2 separate regions of the Mus musculus genome follow, and region 2 is linked to region 1. Evidence: chromatin contacts called from ENCODE Hi-C or POLR2A ChIA-PET data. All regions are on one chromosome and are shown on one strand. Each heading gives the region's core, a stretch centred on a gene start or an enhancer-like site at or near the end of the contact. The rest is flanking DNA. Distances are from core to core; before and after follow the strand shown.

Region 1 (6,628 bases), core at 1,107-3,606:
GAGCTCCACATGCACTAAACCATGACTCAGGTTAATAATAAACATTATTTGGTTTTTCAGGTGAATTTTGTTATTGTTGTTGGTTATGAAGCAGGTTCTCTATATGTAGCCATGGCCTGTCTGAAACTTGAATATAGATCTGGCTGGCACTGAACCCAGATAACTACCTGCCTCTACCTCCTGAGTTCTGAGATTAAAGGCAAGACCACCACACCCTGCATAAAATAAACCGTTTGTTTGTTTGTTAAGATTTCTGTGTAACAGCCCTAACTCTCCTGGAACTCCTTTTGTAGACCAGGCTGGCCTTTTGTAGATCCATCTGTCTCTGCCTCCCCAGTGCTGGGGTTAAAATCATGTGCTACCACATCCAGCAAAATAAACACTTTTAATGGGAACCTATGTGAGTGCATGGAGTATTTCTGGCTAGGAAGAGTGAGGCTTCTTATCTGGTCTATATTCTTCTATACTGGTTTCAGATAAGAAAGTAGCCTTATTAAGTCTGTCATGTCATTTTTTGCTATTATGGTTTGAACTCTAGGTCTGAGCTATTCTCACTTTCTTTTTTTTCTTTTCTTTTTTTTTTTTTTTTTTTAGACTGGGTCTTTCTGTGTAGTCCTGGGTGTCTTGGAACTCACTGTATAAACCAGGCTGGCTTCAAACTCACAAAGATGTTTGTGTGTCAAGTCCTCAGGCTTGGTAGCAAATGCTCTTAGCCACTGAGTGCTGTCCTTGGGCCCATGCTTTGCTACTGTAAGGCTCTATCATTGAGGTTAAGCAGTTCACAGTAAGTGGTAGAGCCTGGCTTTAAACCCAGTCGAATCTTGCTTCTAATCCCTTCTCATGAGTTCATGTCACTGAGTGCCATCTTTTTTAAGTCACACAGAGGTTTTCACTATTGGTGAACTCATTGAACCCCTCCCCCATCAGTGTCTTTGAAAATCATTAATTATCTAGGGCCAGCAAGACGGGTAACTTGCCACGAAGCCTGACAACTTTAGTTTGACCTCCAGAATCCCATGGTGAAAGGAGAGATCAGATTGCCACAAATTGTGCTCTTGACTACAGTTTTCTTGGCAGTATCCCTTATAAATGTAATCTTTTGTAAAGTAACTTTAAAAAAAAAAATTCTGGAGATAGGGTTTCTCTGTGTAACTCTGGCTGTCCTGGAATTCACTTTGTACACCAGCCTGGCCTTGAGCTTGGAGATCTGATTACCTCTGCCTTCCAAGTGCTAGGATTAAAGGCATTTGCCACCACCACTAGGCATAAAGTAACATTTTAAAGTTCTAATGTATATGAATGTTTTGCCTGCATGTATGTGTGAATGCATACTACGTTCAGGCCTGGTGAATTGAAAAGGTCTTGTGGAAGAGTAGCTAGGGCTCTTAACCACTGAGCCATCTCTCTAGCTCTACACAGATTTTTTTTTTCCTTTTGCTTGTTTGTTCGTTTGTTTGTTGAAACAAGGTTTCCTGTGAAGCCCTGTCTGTCCTGAAATTCACTTTGAAGAGCAGGCTGTTCTCGAACTCAGAGAATTGCCTGCCTTTGCCTCCTGAGTACTGGGATTGAAGGTACACACTAGCACACCCTTTTCCTTAGACTACCAATTGACTAAAACTGATCGTTGGAGCTGTCCACCCCCTCCTACTCCCTTTCCTCATCCTAGTGGTACCGCTCTCACCCATCAGTCACCTGCCTAGAAGCCAGGAGGAGCCCATGGAGAAGGAATAAGTCGAAGTAGGTTCTAAAAAAGACACGGAAAGTGGGTGAATGGACCAGTGAAATGGTTCGCCTTGTGAAAACCAAACGGGACTGGTTTCGCTTTGGACATTTGGGAAAAAACAGTGGGAAGAAGGAGAACTCAAAAGCCAAATTTAGGCTCTACATAGTTAGCCTCTGCATAGTTAGGCGCTGCATAGTCACCAAGGCAACTGCATTGCTATGGCAACGGCAAAGTACAGCAAAAGTACCTTGTATCTTAGTTCCTGCTGGCCACTTCCGCGCGGATGTTGGCGGACCTCCGAGAAAGGCTCAAGAAGGCCGGATTGGCTGCCTCAGGAGCCAGTCAAATAAGCTCTATTTTGTGGCCTAAGCGAACCAAGAGAGCCTTTTGACGCTTAGAGGGAGCCACTTTCCCGGTTGGAGCACCCAATAGACGTAGCTTCCAGACGAGCCAATCGGCAGTGGTGTTGGGAAGGTGGGAGGCTGTGTGTAGGGGCGGTCCGACCGCGGGGGAGTCCAATAAAAAGCTCGCGTGCTCGCGGCTCCGTGTTGCCGTCCAATTGGCGTTTCTATTGGACGAGCCAATCACCAGCGGCGCTGCTCTGGCGCGGGGTCAGAGCCGCGGAGGCGGAGCAGGCGCTGCGGCAGGAGGGAAGATGGCGGACGAGGAGAAGCTGCCACCAGGCTGGGAGAAGCGTATGAGTCGCAGCTCAGGTACCTCTTGGGGGTCGCCCGGGGCCAGGGCGGGGCCTCGCGAGCTCTCGGAAGTTAGGCTGGAGCTTGCCGAGACAGGCGAGTCTCATCACCGGCCTGATTCGGGCATGGAGATCTGGCCTCCTCCGCGGATAACGGGCCCGGAAAGCCAGAAACTGAGGTAGGAGGTGGGGCAGGCACAGACGCGCCCCCGTCCTCGCCCACCGCTGGGCTCCGGTGCTCAGAGGTGACGAGGCTGCACCTCGGGGCTCCCTTGAGAGGAAGAGATCCGGACTCAGTGCAGAGGGCGTGGGCCGCCCTGATCTGAGTTCTCCCGCAGCATCCGAGACACGTGCCTGCTCATCCCACCCCCCAACCCCCATCGGGACCCTGCGGCAGTGATGGCTTCTAACCAGGCCAGTTCGTCTCTGGGTCAAGCATGGTACCAAGCTCTTTGAAAGACTTTAAGTTCTTTCATAAGTCCACGTCGGTGTGGTCTCACGTTCTCCCACTCTCTCTCTCTCTCCCTCTCCCCCCTACCCTCCTCTCTTCTCTCCTCTCCTCTCTCTTCCTCTTCCCCTATCCCCACCCCCACCTCCATATCTCCCTCCCTCTTTTTCCTTGGCTTATTCTCTCCCTCCTCCTCCTCCTCCTCCTCCTCCTCCTCCTCCTCCTCCTCCTCCTCTCTGTAGCTACCCTCTTTCAAAAGAAGACTTGCTCTCATTTTTGAGGTGAGAGAAACTGAGGCCAGGACACGGAAAGAACTCATCTGATAATGCACTTCAGTTACTAGGAATGCCCTGGATTGCAATGATTTTTAATTTTATTTTTATTTTTACTTCTTTTGATCCCAAGCATAGCCTTCCTCGGTGTCAGTGGCAACGCCTAGAGTAGCCTACAAGGACCTCAGGTAGAGCTAGGGTCTCTGCAGCCTACAGAGCTCTCTCAGAATTCTTAGTTATTAAGCATCAGGGTTCTGGACACTGCTTATGGCTCTCTCTGAATTAACCCAGCTAGGTTTAATGTCATTCACTTTCCCCATTTTGTCGAGGGTGGATGTGGAAAGGTATTAGACAGAGCCTCATAAAGACAGGTTACTCTTGAATTCTTGGTCCCCTGCTTCAGCTCCCCCAAGTGCTGAAATTACAGGCATGCACCACTTTGCCCAATGTATTTATTGAGGCAGTCTTTATTAGTAAGACTATACTTAGTGTGTGTGCATGTGGAGAGCAGACAATAACTTGCAAGAGTTTTTTTCCTTCTACCATGCGTAACTCATATCCTCAGGCTTGGCTGCAGGCACTTACCCATTGAACCATTTTCTTTCTTTCCTTTTTAAGGCTGTGTGTGTGTGTGTGTGTGTGTGAGAGAGAGAGAGAGAGAGAGATAGCCTTGAACCTCTGGTGTCTACCGGGATTACATGACACAGATTAATTAGCTGAGGTAAAGTCTTACTGTGTAGCCCAAGCCGGCTTCCAGCTCATGGTCCTTCTGTTTCGCCTCTCAGCACTGGGACTAAAGTTCTCTGCCTTTATGCCCGGCTCTGATGACCTTATCCTCTGGCCCGGCTCTGCAGATGAGAAAGCTGAGGTTCACCGAGATGGCCTGTTGGGAAGGTTTTAGTTGGATTTAGCTCCTGTCCAGCTGTCCAGGCTGCTCTATTCCTAGTGTGGGGTTGTGACTTCTAGCGGAAACTTGTTTCTAGCTGGGTGTGGTGGCACACAGCTGTATTTCCAGCACTTACACAGAAGCAGGAGGTCTAGCTCATGGCTATCCTGGGCTACATAAACTTTTTTTTTTTTTTTAATACATGTATGGGCATTAGACTTGCATGTGTATTCCATATGCATGCAATACCCACAGAGAAGCCTGAAGAGGGTGCTAGACACCCTAGGACTAGAATTACAGGCAGTTGTGAGCCTCTAGGTGGGCACTGGAAATTGAACCCCAGTCCGATAGAAGCAGCTGGTGAAGCCTCCTGTAGTAAAACTCTTTTATACACACACACACACCTCTACCCCTGCCCGTCTGCCTAGCTATGGACCAGTCCCAATTCTTGCCATTTGTTCTCAGTAGAACTATGAAAGCCGCCCTTTCATGGGTAACACTCAGCCCTTCTCTGCTGCTAGATCAGCTGTGTAACCCAGAATGACTCTCAGCCCTTGGAGTGACCCAGAATCTACTGGGTCCTTCCTTCAGCTTCTGCCATACCCCTCCCCTCTCCTCTTCTTTTCTCTTTCACTTTTTGGAGGCAGTCTTGCAAACTTACCTTTACTGGCTTCAAACTGCAGACATCCATCCCCCTGCCTCAGCCTCCCTAATGCTAAGCATACAGGTATGCTTCACTAAGCCAGACTTTTCCTTCAGGTGTTTCCTTTGCCATCTCCTTTATGCTCTTCACTGTCACTCAGGTGACAGCAGGTCCCAAGTAATGCTGCTTCCTTGCTCTCTGACTTAGGCCACCAGTGCAGGGGTTGAGAATACAGCTTTGGGTTTCTATCTCTGTTTATGCACAAGACACAAACACTGCTGCTGTAGCAGAGATGGAGGAGGTGGTGCCTAGGGTTTGTTTGGAATGGAGCACTGGGTAAGAACAGTTACACTTTTTATCTTCTGGTGATATGTGATCCTGGGACTTGAATCTAGAACCTCACAAGTGCCAAGCAAGCACTGAACCAGTGAGCTAGAACCTCAGCCCATACTGTTTGTTGTACATGTTTGGAATTGGGTCCCTTGTAGCCAAGGCTATTCTCAAACTATAACTGAGGATGCTTTTGAGAATCTGATTGTATTTATTTTGTAAGGTGGCACTATGCCATGGTATATATGTGGAGGTCAGAGGACATCTCGAAGCTGATGGGTTCTCTCCTTCCACTGGGCAACTTCCTGGAGATCAAACTCAGGTTGTCAGACTTGGCAAGTTCCCTTACCTGCAGAGCCATCTAGAAGGCCTGGAAGCTGTTTTATCTGATTTACTGATTGAGTGTCTGTCTGGTACCACCTAAAGCATTAGCACAGCCCTACAGGTCCCGATGGGGACAGCATCCTCCCCAGCCTTTAGCATGGGGTAGAACAGGAAATGGATCTGCTAAAGGAGGCACCTCCGGAGCCAGTCGTTATCCTGGCTTTGAGATGGAGGCCTCCTTGGCCCAGCCCCTGCTGAAGTAGGTGCTGCTCTCCCCCAGGCCGGGTGTACTACTTCAATCACATCACCAACGCCAGCCAGTGGGAGCGGCCCAGCGGCGGCAGCACTGTTGGAGGCAGCAGCAAGAATGGCCAGGGTGAGCCTGCCAAGGTGCGCTGCTCACATCTGCTGGTGAAGCACAGCCAGTCTCGGAGGCCCTCATCCTGGCGGCAGGAAAAGATCACCAGGAGCAAGGAGGAGGCCCTGGAGCTCATCAATGGTGAGTAGGGGAGGGAGCGGGGCTTGTTGGAGGTCCTCTCTCAACTGGGTCAGGGGCTACCTCAGTTTCTTTTCCTGTTCCTGTGACAAAATACTCTGACAAGGGCCAGCAAGAGGGTTCAGCAGGCAAAGGCACTTGCTGCTAAAGCTGAGGGCCCAAGTTCCATTCCGGGATACATGTGGAGAGAGCCCACTCCTGGGAGTTTTCTGTCACCCCCAAGAGCACCACAGCATGTGTGCTTCCCTGCCCCAAGAAATAAGTAGTTTTAAAATGAGGTTGGTTGATTGGTTGGTTTTTTGTTTGTTTTAACTGCTAAGGAGCAGTTTAATAGAGAAAGGTTTGTTTGGGCTCATGTCACAGTTCCAGGTCACGATTCAGCACAGCAGGAAAGTCACAGTGAAGGAGCAGGTCATAGCACAGCATTGTCAGGGACAAAGAGCAGCACACCTGTGCTAGGGCCCTATTGGCCCTCTCTAGTTTTTAGAAGAGAATCCCCCAGTAGCCCACCTTCCAGGTTATTCTAGATTCTTTCAAGTGGACAATAAACATTGCTCTTCACAGGGGCCTTGTAGAAGTCCCACCAGACCCTCCACCCAGTCTGGTCAACAGTCACTTCTGGAGAAATATTGTACTATAGTAGGGTTGTAGCGCAGTTGCTAGCATGCTCACCTGACTTACAGGGAGCCTTGACTTTCGCCTCTAGTACCCTGTGAGCCTGGCATGGTCGTGCAAACCTGTAATCTCTGCATGGAGATAGAGACAGAGAGGATCAGAGGTTCAGGCTGGGGCTGGGAAGACGGCTCAGTGGG
Region 2 (6,628 bases), core at 2,305-4,804, 670 kb after region 1:
TCCCAGTTCCGGGGACCAATGCCGTCTCTGGCTTCCACGAGCAGAAGGAATACACAAGATGTGCACGTGCAGACAAATGCTCACACACATAAGATTAAAAAGTAATATTAGTACCACTCCCAGGCTCTTCCACTCTAGAAAGACACTGCTTGTTTATTTGTGTGTATGTCACGTGTGTGGGGAGCCCGGGGAGGCCAGCAAAGAGCCTGGGAGTCAGAGGAGCTAGAGATGTTGGCACTTGTGATCCAGCCTATGTGGGAGCAGGAACCGAACTTGGGTCCTCTGCAGGAGTAGTGTGGGAGGCATGGAGGTCTAACCCATACTAACACATATTTTCACTATAAACGATAAAGTTTCTTCTGCTGCCACAAAACATTTTTCCCTTAAGGAGGCACAGTCTAATTAAGGGAAAGGCCCCTGTGTTCTTATGCCAGGGTAAGCCTATGCTTGTATCCAAAATGCTTTCCAGAAAATGAACTAAGTCCCAGATGGCTCCTGCTCCAATGCATCCAACCAGGACAGCATCCTGGAGACCAGGAGACAGGAAGATTCTGAAGATAATGGATAAACCTACAGAGAGGAAACATCCCAATAGAAAATCCAAGCTGGGGCCAGGCGTGGTGGCACACGCCTTTAATCCCAGCACTCGGGAGGCAGAGGCAGGCGGATTTCTGAGTTTGAGGCCAGCCTGGTCTACAGAGTGAGTTCCAGGACAGCCAGAGCTACACAGAGAAACCCTGTCTCGAAAAAAAAAAAATAAAATAAAATAAAATAAAAAAAGAAAGAAAGAAAGAAAAGAAAAAGAAAGGTTGCCTATAGTAGTAGACATATGATGTTGTTTTGTTAAGGGTTGGTTTCGGGGTTTTGTATTACCAGTCCCATAAATAATGACTGAAATACAAAGAGAGGTTTCCAAAATCGCTTGCATGATTAGTACAACTATTGATATTACAGCAAAAAAAAAATTAGAAGAAATTAGTTAAGAGAAAGGCAAACGGAACCACAGTTCTACAAAATAGAGCAACTATAGATTATTTGTGGCTCAAGCACTGGCCTGGTGATCAATAATTTCCTGGCGTGTGTTGCTTTAATGTGTCAGAGTTTTCTCATACTATTTGGTGATCAAATTAAAGAGGTCCATCCGCATAAAGAGATAAGCAAAACTCTCTTAAGTCATCTGCGAAGGGCCATCATGGTTCAGATGGCTTCCTCGATCCTTGGTCATTCCGTTAGGTGTTCTTGTAACCATCTTGTGCGTGTAATAGACTAGCCACGCAGCAATGCCTTCAACCTTGGCCTCCATTACAGTCGTAAAGTTCTCTGTAAGGAAAAAAAAAAAAAAAAAAAAAAACAAGTGGAGATGTAGGAGCATGGAGATCCTTGTGCTCACAGAGAAACAACCTGGAATGTTAAACACACGGGATGTTCCTTCACAGAAAGGGATACAAGGGCTGCAGGACTTGTTATCAGCACAGCAGGCCAGGAGAAGATGTGACCTTTGCACTACCCGTGTGACCTCTCCAAAACCACACTGGATCCTCCCCCAGGCCAACATCAAGAGCTTGGGGATGGCTCTATGTGGCTCAGGCTCTCCTGAAACCAGCTATATACATAGCCAAGGATGGCCTAGAAGTCCTGCACGCCATGCTAGGTTCTTCTATGCCTCCTTCCACGGCCCACAGAGCTCCCAACTAGACTACCAGACACCCTTGCGACTCCTCTCCTCCTCTCTTCTCTCCTCTCTTCCTTTTCTCTCCTTCTTTCTTTTTCTTAGCTGGGGATAGACCTAGCCTTACACATGCTAGGCCAAATGCTCTACCACAAAGCCACACCCGCTTCCCTTCCTCTATTTTAAGCATTTTCCATTTTAACTGTCTCTTTTAATTTTGGGGGGCGGGAGGGGAGTTTCAAGACAGGGTTTCTCTGTGTAGTCCTGGATGTCCTAGGCCTCACTCTGGAGACCAGGGTGGGCTCCAACTCAGGGATCCACTTGTCTTTACCTCCTGAGTGTGCCACCACCATCCGGCTCTTTTCCGGTTTTGTTTTTGTTTTTGTTTTTGTTTTTGTTTTTGTTTTTTTTGAGACAGGGTTTCTCTGTATAGCCCTGGCAGTCCTGGAACTCACTTTATAGACCAGGCTGGACTCAAACTCAGAAATCTGCCTGCTTGCTTCTGCCTCCAGAGTGCTGGAATTAAAGGTGTGTGCCACCATTGCCCAGCAACTTCTAAGGTTGCTTTTTTTCTTTTCTTTTCTTTTCTTTTTTTTTCTTTCTGTTTTTATCGAGACAGGGTTTCTCTGTATAGCCCTGGCTGTCTTGGAACTCATTTTGTAGACCAGGCTGGCCTCGAACTCAGAAATCTGCCTGCCTTTGCCTCCCAAGTGCTGGGATCAAAGGCGTGCCCCACCACGCCTGGCTTAGGTTAACCATTCTTTATTTTCTCAAGATTTATTTCTTTATTGTATATAATAGTGTTCTGCTTGCATATATGCCTGCATGCCAGAAGAGGGCACCAGATCTCATTATATATTGTTGTGAACCACCATGTGGCTGCTGGGAATTGAACTCAGGTCCTCTGAAAGACAGGATCTGGAAGAGAGCAGGCAGTGCTCTTAACCTCTGAGACATCGCTCCAGCCCTAATCATTGTTATTCTAGAACTTATTTTAGATCATGTCTGTCAACATTTCAAACCTTCCACTGATCAAAGAAAATTTTTGTTTATTGAGACTGGGTCTCACGTACCCCAGGCTGTCCTCAAACTCCTGTGTAGCTAAGGCTAGCCTGGAACTACTGTGCCTCCTTCTTCATCTCCCAAGTGCTGGAATGATAGGTGTTTTTCAAAACTACCTTTTAAGGTTGGACATGGTGGCATACACCTTTAAACCCCACACTCAGAGATAGAGGCATGGGTATCTCTCTTAGTCTGGTCTACATAGCAACTTTCAGGATAGCTAGGACCCCAGGGAGGCTCAGTCTCAAAATAATAATAATAATAATAATAATAATAATAATAATAATAAAGGAGATCCTGCAGCTTCTGCCTCCCCAGTGCTGGGATTGGAAGATTAAAGTCGTAAACCTCCTACCCAGAGGCCCAGGGACATGCCACTCCTTCTCTTTTATTCCTTTCTGACTTGTGTTCAAACTCTCAAAATCTTACCAATAGGATGAATGAGCACATGACAACTTTTTCTGCATCCCTAGCTCAGTCAGCGCTCAGTACCTGGACAAAGAATGACTTGCTGAGCGGTGGTTGAGCACACCTTTAATCCCAGTATTTGAGGCAGACAGATCTCTTGAGTTCCAGGCCAGCCGTGTTACAGAGTTCCGGTACATCCAGGGCTGCACAGAGAAACCCTGTCTAAAAACAAAACAAAAACAAACCCACAAAACCCAAAACAACAACAACAAAAAGAATGACTGACCAGCAGATGCAACACACTAATTGTCCACAGAGAGAGCGGACTGGAAACCAGAAGGTGGCTGCCCCCCAACGCCCCTCCCTGGGCACGCCCCTAAGGGGCGGGGCTGTCTTGGGCGTGCGCGCTGGGGGCGGTGTCAGGCGGGGCAGGGCGGGGCCAGCAGCGCGCGGTGTCTCCCGCCCGCTTGGGTTGGGGTCGCGCTGGCTTCGGACTCAGCTCTCCTCGGTTGAGGCCATGGAGGACGATCGGAAGGACGCAGTCTATGGTAGGAGTAGCCTCCGGCCTGTAGGTCGCCTGTGCTGACTTGGGAAGGAGGGGGTTTTGAGGAAGGGCAACATCTGAGAGCCTTAAAACAAAACACTCGTGGCTGCAGGCAGTACGAAGGCCCTTCTGTCCGCGTCCTCAGGCCTCTGCATCCCGCGCTGGCTCAGCCGGAGCTCTTGGCCCTAGCCCAGGTTGTCCCCCGTGTCTCTTTTCGGGGATCTTCAAGCTTACTCCCTTCCTGAGCGATGAGCCGGGACTTATGGCGCATGCTCCTCGCCTGGAGGTCCCGTTATCTGGGAGAATTAGGTGATGGGCGGGGGAGGGGATGCGAGGCGATCTTAGCTTGGGGTGTGGGCAAGAATGGGGCCCGACCTCGCCACATGTCCCGTCTCCTTAAGACCCAAGTGTCCTCCACATCTTCGCCATTTACATCCAGAATAGCGACTCCAAGCTTAGTACTAGATGGGGAAACTGAGGCAAGGCTGAAGAGTCCCGTATAACTGGAATTAGGTGCCTAATGCGACAGGGAAGGTCAGAGACGAGGCGGGCAGGCGGGGAGCAATGCAGAAACTTTCCCTGCCTGTGCTGATTGTTGCAGGTGCCTGTAATTTTAAGGGTTCCAGGAGACCCGGACCTCAGTAAGGCCTGAGGTGGCCTTAGCCACTTGGAGCTGGGGGTGGGGCCAAGATGCGGATTTCTCACCCTACCCGACTCCGGGTTCCCACGGACTGGGTGTTGAACTCTGAGCCTCCTTCCTCTTATCTATTTTAGGTTCCTTGGGCCTAAATCGGCCACAAGCCTTAAGAGGCATAGCTGAGACTCTGGCAGAGGGGCTCTATCCCTCCCCCTGATATACCACTTTGTGTGACTGGAACTTCCTGGAAACTGCTAGACTCTAGAGTCTTGGGGAGGGGGCCGGAAATGGTTCAAAAATAACTAGAAAAGCAAGTAGGCTCTCTGCCTTCCTCCTCTTTCCTGGGTCTGTGCGGTCCAGGGGGAGGAAAAAAAAAGAATAGACAGGTCCCAGAGGCTGTGACACACCCTTCCTGGCCTAAAGGAAGGTAGCAAGACCTAGCCTTTCAGGGCTCTCCCAGCTTGAAGTTGCCAGCCCCCAGACCACTAGAAGGTCTGAAGCCCCAGGCTCTTGGGTTGCTGTGCAACTATTGAGTGCTTCTGGCTGTCTCTGGTGTGGGATTCTTGGTCTGGGAGCCTGAGTATGCTTGGGTATCACACCTGAGAGAATCTTTGGTCTTCTCGAGGTCTGTTTGAAATAAAAGTGGGGCAGAATGAGCGTGGATATTATTTTACCTGGCTTCAATTTGTCCAAAGGGTGGAACTTTTTTTGCGGGGAGAGGCAGAGGGGGGCTGTACATTGTGTTGCGATGGAAATCGGAGACTCATGCATGGCGCATGGTCAGTAAGCCGTGGGTTTGAAGCTAGAACCCTGGCTCATGTTTAGCAAGAACTGGAATCTAGATGGGGTCGCTCATGCTCAGAAAGCACTGGTGTTTATGTGTGGGTGGGGCTGGAACCCAGGGCTTCTACAAGCGCTGAGACTGAAACTCAAGGCAACACGCATGCTCAGTGGGTAGTAGGGCCTGGAAGCCTGGAAGCCTCAGTCGTGTTCAGCAAGTGATTGGCCTAGATCCCACTCTGCTGCTAAGCCCCCAACCCCCCAGCCCCAGGCCCCCAGGAATTTAACGAACCTTTCTCAGGCAAAGGTCTGACTGGGAACGCAGCAGTCCACCGAGGAGAGAAAGGCGTAGACCGCCAGAAGGACCAGTGAGAACATGTAATTGTAGGTTGTTAAGGTTGTAGAGCAACGGACAAGATGCTATGTGTGAAAGAGCCACTAGGGTCTATTTTAAGAAATGAAGGTTTTAAGAAATGAAGGTTGGCGTGTGCCGGCCGGGTGAGATGATTGAGACACGTGTGTTCCAGGCAGAAGGAAAGCATAATATTTTTCTCTATGAGACTCAGGAGCCTGTGAAGGAGGATCTACCTGGCTTCCAGAGCCACACCACCTCCTCCAGGCGGACCACCCTGCTTGACTGCAAATGGAAATTTTCTGTTCTCTCTTTTTTTCTCTCTCTTTTCCTTTTTTCCTTCCATCCTTACTTTCTCCCTCCCTCATTTCTTCCCTTCCTCCCTTTCTTCCTTATGGATACTGAGGTTTAAACGTAGGCCTCATAGGCCTCGAGCATACACATTCTTGAGGTAGATGTAGCTCAGACAGCCTTGACCTGAGTCATCCTATCTTTGTACCTCGGACCTCAGCCTTTTTTTTTTTTTTTTTTTTTTTTTTTTTTTTTGGTTTTTCGAGACAGGGTTTCTCTGTGTAGTCCTGGCTGTCCTGGAACTTACTTTGTAGACCAGGCTGGCCTCGAACTCAGAAATCCGCCTGCTTCTGCCTCCCAAATGATGGGATTAAAGGCGTACGCCACCACGCCCATCTACCTCAGCCTTTAAAAGTAGCTGGGATTACAGGCTACCAGGCCTTCCTATTGGAAGGACCTTGTTTTGCCTGAAACTCAGTCCACCTGACCAAAATAAAAATTCTGTGCAAGCATCCCGGTAACATTGCTGTAAATAGTTTAAGCTTCCTTTCTAAATTCACTATGTAGCTGAATGACTGATCCTTTTGCCTCCCCTTCTAAATTCTGAGGTGATGGTTGTGCACCACCCCGCCCAGTTTATGTAGTGCTAGGGGAAAAAACACCCAAGGGTTCCTCTGTGTGACTTATCACGCCATAGCTCAATGTCAGGTTTCTCTCGGGCATAATGGCTAATCCCGCGGTAAGTGCTTTCCCATTCTTCAGTGTGACCAATGGGAATGGCTTCGGGGTTGTTACAGGAAGGCTTTAGAGAGATCCAGCTTCAAGTCAAGCTGGGGTCTGATCTTTCTGGGTTTTGAGACATGGTTTCAGGGTTTTACTGTCTGG

Evidence for each region. Hi-C counts contacts between places; a loop is a spot of excess contacts on that map. ChIA-PET counts read pairs that join two places held with the same protein, here RNA polymerase II (POLR2A).
Region 2: a map of regulatory T cell shows a loop between it and region 1 (4-fold over the local background). The contact joins the promoter of Slc44a2 here to the promoter of Pin1 in region 1. A Hi-C loop is called at or near these places in 1 of 37 maps with a recorded cell type or tissue (regulatory T cell). POLR2A ChIA-PET finds 5 or more read pairs at or near these places in 1 of 5 experiments (embryonic stem cell).

The regions. Positions count from the first base shown.
Region 1 is chr9:20,649,762-20,656,389 of GRCm38, forward strand. It overlaps Pin1 (protein (peptidyl-prolyl cis/trans isomerase) NIMA-interacting 1), which reads left to right and starts at 2,357. Exons shown (of 4, transcript NM_023371.4): 1 at 2,357-2,436; 2 at 5,601-5,819. The coding sequence starts at 2,379.
Region 2 is chr9:21,317,165-21,323,792 of GRCm38, forward strand. It overlaps Slc44a2 (solute carrier family 44, member 2), which reads left to right and starts at 3,555. Exons shown (of 23, transcript NM_001359227.1): 1 at 3,555-3,687. The coding sequence starts at 3,657. It overlaps Gm39302 (predicted gene, 39302), which reads right to left and starts at 3,950. Exons shown (of 2, transcript NR_166671.1): 1 at 3,426-3,950; 2 at 906-1,320.